Regions from separate parts of the Homo sapiens genome. Here region 1 is linked to region 2. Evidence: chromatin contacts called from ENCODE Hi-C or POLR2A ChIA-PET data. All regions are on one chromosome and are shown on one strand. Each heading gives the region's core, a stretch centred on a gene start or an enhancer-like site at or near the end of the contact. The rest is flanking DNA. Distances are from core to core; before and after follow the strand shown.

Region 1 (2,700 bases), core at 53-2,552, 720 kb before region 2:
CTTCAGGAGTGAAGCTGCAGACCTTCGCGGTGAGTGTTGCAGCTCATAAAGGCAGTGTGGACCCAAAGAGTGAGTAGCAGTAAGATTTATTGCAAAGAGCAAAAGAACAAAGTTTCCACACTGTGGAAGAGGACCCGAACAGGCTGCCACTGCTGGCTCGGGCAGCCTGCTTTTATTCTCTTATCTGGCCCCATCCAATCACATCCTGCTGATTGGTAGAGCGGAGCGGTCTGTTTTGACAGGGTGCTGATTGGTGCGTTTACAATCCCTGAGCTAGACACAAAGGTTCTCCACATCCCCACCAGATTAGCTAGATACAGAGTGTGGACACAAAGGTTCTCCAAATCCCCACCAAGAGTAGCTAGATACAGAGTGTCCACACAAAGGTTCTCCAAGTCCCCACCAGAGTAGCTAGATACAGAGTGTCGATTGGTGCATTCACAAACCCTGAGCTAGACACAGGGTGCTGATTGGTGTGTTTACAAACCTTGAGCTAGATACAGAGTGCCGACTGGTGTATTTACAATCCCTGAGCTAGACATAAAGGTTCTCCAAGGCCCCACCAGACTCAGGAGCCCAGCTGGCTTCATCCAGTGGATCTCGCACTGGGGCTGCAGGTGGAGCTGCCCGCCAGTCCCGCGCTGTGCGCCCACACACCTCAGCCCTTGGGTGGTTGATGGGACCGGGTGCCGTGGAGCAGGGGGCGGTCTCGTTGGGGAGGCTCAGGCTGCACAGGAGCCCACAGAGGTGGGGGGAGGCTCAGGCATGGCGGGCTGCAGGTCCCGAGCCCTGCCCCGTGGGAAGGCAGCTAAGGCCCGGTGAGAAATCCAGCGCAGCGCCGGTGGGCCGGCACTGCTGGGGGACCCAGCACACCCTCTGCAGCCGCTGGCCCAGGTGCTAAGCCCCTCATTGCCCAGGGCCAGCAGGGCTGGCCGGCTGCTCCAAGTGCGGGGCCCGCCAAGCCCATGCCCACCCGGAACTCCAGCTGGCCCACAAGTGCGGCACACAGCCCCGGTTCCCGGAGCTGGCTCCCTCCACACCTCCCCGCAAGCCGAGGGAGCCAGCTCCGGCCTCGGCCAGCCCAGGAAGGGGCTCCCACAGTGCAGCAGTGGGCTGAAGGGCTCCTCAAGTGCGGCCAGAGTGGGTGCCAAGGCCGAGGAGGCACCGAGAGCGAGCGAGGGCTGTGAGGGCTGCCAGCACGCTGTCACCTCTCAATGTGAAAGTGCCGGCCCATCTTGCTGTGGTATGACCCATAAAGCTGTTCCTTATGTCCCTTATGTTCCTTAGGTCCCTTATGGGGAAACCAGGGTTCTCCCGAATTCCCCATTCCTTGCCTCAGCAGACATCTACTGCAATGAAGCAGTTCAGAATGATAATGCCCATAGCAAAGCCATCTCTACGTGGGCTCAACCCAGAGAATCCCCTTGGTAACTTTTTAAATTAGAGGGCCCACTTGACTACTCAAATCTGAACACATAAATAACCCATCACTCTAACAACAACACAAAAATTTATACTTCCTTATTTGTATTGTTAAAAAATTGAAAATTCAAATATTAACAATTGGGCAAGAGATAATAATGACATATTCCAATGCTGGGATACAATAAAGGTATTTACACGTTTTTAATGTCATGAAATAAGCTTATAATAAATGTTAAGCAAAAAAGAATGATATAAAATCATTATGGTATAAGCTCAAGTAAATGGGTGATAAGAATTATGAAAAATAAGGCCGGGCATGGTGGTTGATGCCTGTAATCCTGGCACTCCGGCAGGCCGAGGCAGGCAGATGATGTGAGCTCAGGAGTTCGAGACTAGCCTGGGCAACATGGCAAAACCCTGTCTGTACTAAAAATACAAAAATTAGCTGGACGTGGTGGTGTGCACCTGTAGTCCCAGCTACTATGAAGGCTGAGACAGAAGAACTGCTTAAGCCTGATAGAGGCTGCAGTGAGCTGAGATCGTGCCACTGTACTCCAGCTTGGGCGACGGAGCGAGAGACCTTGTCTCCAAAAAAAAAAAAAAAAAAGAATTATGAAAAATACCTTCAGCATCATTATATTTTTCATACTTTCCAATGATTTTTATCGTGGATAGGTTTCAGAATCATAAAAGATAAAGTTGTTGTTGTTTTAAAAAAAACCAGCATTTACTGATGTTTAGATTATAAGCACAGGGATCCTCCTATCTCCCCAGCTCCTAAAATCCCACAAGACAGAAAACAACTGGTCTGTTCCTATGGCAACAAATCTTTTTTTCCTTAAATGTATGAGAAGTCTAATGAAACTGGGACCTATTTTTACTCTGCCCGTAATATGGACCCTTGATCTGAGCCACTTGTGTCAGGCTACTTCTGTCGAGACTAGGCTCAGAACAAGTTAGAATGCTCAGGGAGCCAAGCCGGAGTCTTCCTGATTCCAATGTTTCATTTAATGAAGCTTCCTTTCTCTTTCATATAATCTGGGAATGTTAATACTGTAGTCACACTACAGGAAAGACCTTTCCTCAAGTTTCTCCTCCATCTGTAACGGTTCCTCTAACCGAACTCTTCATGCCTACTTTCAGAGAGACAAAGTCAATCCCTGTTCCAAACAGCTAATCTTTCAGTAAAAATGATTTCAACATAGCAGAAGAGCCTGAATCTCTTAATTCATTCTTTCTCAAATCAGCTGTCACACTCAAATTGGTTTCCGTCAG
Region 2 (2,700 bases), core at 201-2,700:
CAATGCTGTGGCCTGAGTGATGCAGAAGAAGGGATGGAGACTGGGGACTGGGGCAGTGAAAGCATCAGTGCTCAAAATCCATTTCCTCCCCAGGCACCAAGGAACCGGAGAGCTCAGGCCCAGTTGTCAGTCATGACCCCTGGATCAGCCCCTGACTCTCATGGTTCTCTGGGAGGCAAGAAGCCTGGAGGCTTCCCAGCTCCTATTCCTTCCTGCAGAAGCCCCTCTTCCCACAGGCTATTTTGGGGGCTCTAGGCCTCATGGGCCCCATCATGGCCTGGCCTGGGCTAATTCTCATTCCCAGGGGCCTGAGTAAAATATTTAACGCCTGAAGGCCTGTTGGAGGCCCTCACCTCATGGGGTCAGAACACTTCTTCAATCCAAAACTCTCCTGTCCCTCTCTCTTTCAGCAGCCCTTCCCTCTCTAAGTCCTACTGGGAATAACAGCTTTTTGCCTATGTTTCTATCTTGGACCCAATAGGCAGAATTACGTTAGCCTAAATGGGAGCTCCTCAGGAAGTCCAGGTGGGGGTGGGCTGCACTCTGTTATTCTTCCATTCCCATCCCCTAGCCGGAGCCATCAGCCTGACCCTGAAAGGCAGAGAGAGCTGCCAGCACCCTGGTTTCCTGGAGCTCAGAGCTCCCAGAGTGAGCCCTTGAGTCACTCTGACCCAATTCCCAGTCTGAGATCAGGGCTTCTTTCTGCTCTCTGGAGGAACTGTTCCTAGATGCCCCTGCCAACACATGGCCACCTCTGCGGCCAGGCCCAGGAGGGTCTCTATGTCCACAACTTGTCCCTATCTCTGGCCAGCCCATTTCACCTGCTCCTTCAGCTCCACCTGGAGCCTGGACAGGTCATTCATCAGTCCCAGCTGGGATCCATATTTCTTACACAGCCATGGCCTCTGGGATCTTAGACTCCACCTCACTCATACTGTGTCACAGCAGTCTAAGTGGGGATGCACAGTCCTGCCCTTGGGACCCCCATTCTGCTGGGAAACAGAGACCTGCCGTTAGAAACCTCAGTTTGTGGGCACGCCCTGATCATTTCTCCCAAATCTGGAAAGTGAAGGCTGGGGGAGATGTTTCCAGGGAAGGCGGAAGTAGCAAGGGATAGAATCTTCTGGGAACTGTTGAGGAGAGGAATAGCAAGGGGACTGCAGTGTGGATAGAGGCCAGGCTAGAGGCCGGAGACTTGAGATGTCATCTTGCTCTGCCTTGACCTAGAGTAACAGGCCCCTTTCTGGGCCTGTTTCCCCATCTGGAAAAGAGAGAAGCAGAGGACTCTTGGGGCCAATGCAACCAGGACGTTTTTCTTGCAACAACCAGGGGCGGGATGGATTGGGGTCTGTCTGGGTAGCTCAGCCAGAGGGAGCCCAGGACTTGGCAGTCTGGCAGGGACTGTGGGACAGAAAGTGAGGAGCGAGACCTTAGCTGGCTGCCAGGGTTGGAGTGGCAGGCTTGGGAACCTGCCTAATGGGGCTGGGAGGGCAGCTGACTCTCTGTCCTTAGAGGGGTGATGGCCCTGTCCCTGGGGCAGTAAGCCCAGTGGGTGGAGCAAGCTCAGCTCCTGTTCCAAAGGCCTCCAGGCTTCCAGGGTTTATGAGAGTGGGTCTCCCCACTCCACCACCAACCCCACCCTTAGGACACACACATGGTGGTAGTCAGCAACTGAGAAAGGTATTTGGGTTGAACCTCCAAGAAGAAGCACCTGTCCTGCCACTGCCTTATGCAGACCTTGCTGGCCACATACACCATCTTGGTTGGGGTTAAAAGTCAAATGCAAACTGAGGTCTACCACATGACCTTGGGGAACTCTTTTGTCTTCCACTCCTATTATAAGGTTCTAAAGCTGCATTTACCACTAGCCACGTATAGCTGTTTAAGTTCATTTAAATGAAGTAAAATCTAAAATTCAGCTCCTCAGTCTCATTAGTCACATTTCAAATTGTTCCACAGCCACAGGGAGAGCACAGATTATGGAATATTTCCATTATCATAGAAAGTTCCATTGGACATTGCTCTTTTAAAAGATGGCATTGGCCTCTGTCTTGGGGTTGGATCATGAGCTCCATGGGGACAGGGATCACACTTGTGTTGTTTCCTGCCATGTCCACCACGGTGTCTCTCAGATGGTAACCACTCAATGTTGTCAACTGATTGGAGCCCAGGACTGACCCCAGGAAGAAGAAATGGGGTTGAGTACATGACCCACGGATGATCAGGAGAGGCAAGAATGCAAGGTGCATTTATGAGCCTTGACCTCAATTTGAGCCCCTCATTTTTAATTTGTAAAGTGGGAATCAGGACCCCAGGACTGCTCAGGACACAGAGATGTGGTGGGATTCTCTGGGTATCTGTAAATCCCTTGGGCACTCATATTCTGATCCTCCCTAGGGACTATAAAGGTCCAGCTGCTGTCTGGGGTGGCGGGTACCTATAGTCCCAGCTACTTGGGAGGCTGAGGCAGGACAATTGCTCGAACCTGAGAGGTGGAGGTTGCAGTGAGCTGAGATCACACCACTGCACTCCAGCCTGGGCAACAAGAGTGAAACTCCATCTCAGAAAAAAAAAAAAAAAAAAAAGAGGGGGAAAGTATGACCTGATGTGAGAAAGCCCAGGTGGGGCAAAGCTAGGGGATTGGAAGAGGGGAATGGAAAGAGAAGTAGGGGTCTGTTGTGAAGGGCTTTCTATTTCCAC

What was found. Hi-C counts contacts between places; a loop is a spot of excess contacts on that map. ChIA-PET counts read pairs that join two places held with the same protein, here RNA polymerase II (POLR2A). Pooled maps may share reads with other maps.
Region 1: a loop to region 2 is called in a pooled map, with 5 times the contacts of the local background. The contact joins two enhancer-like sites. A Hi-C loop is called at or near these places in 1 of 37 single-sample maps with no recorded cell type and 2 of 50 pooled maps. POLR2A ChIA-PET finds 5 or more read pairs at or near these places in 2 of 52 experiments (GM12878 and K562).

Annotation. Positions count from the first base shown.
Region 1 is chr1:40,386,186-40,388,885 of GRCh38, reverse strand. The region is part of intron 1 of SMAP2 (small ArfGAP2); the gene reads right to left. Among named protein-coding and RNA genes, the nearest start is that of SMAP2, 14 kb to the right of the region's middle. Within about 2 kb of position 1,302, at least 8 of the 41 ENCODE cell types and tissues checked have a DNase peak (open chromatin) inside an H3K27ac peak, as active enhancers do.
Region 2 is chr1:39,667,082-39,669,781 of GRCh38, reverse strand. The region is part of intron 1 of NT5C1A (5'-nucleotidase, cytosolic IA); the gene reads left to right. Among named protein-coding and RNA genes, the nearest start is that of NT5C1A, 3.7 kb to the left of the region's middle. Within about 2 kb of position 1,450, at least 3 of the 41 ENCODE cell types and tissues checked have a DNase peak (open chromatin) inside an H3K27ac peak, as active enhancers do.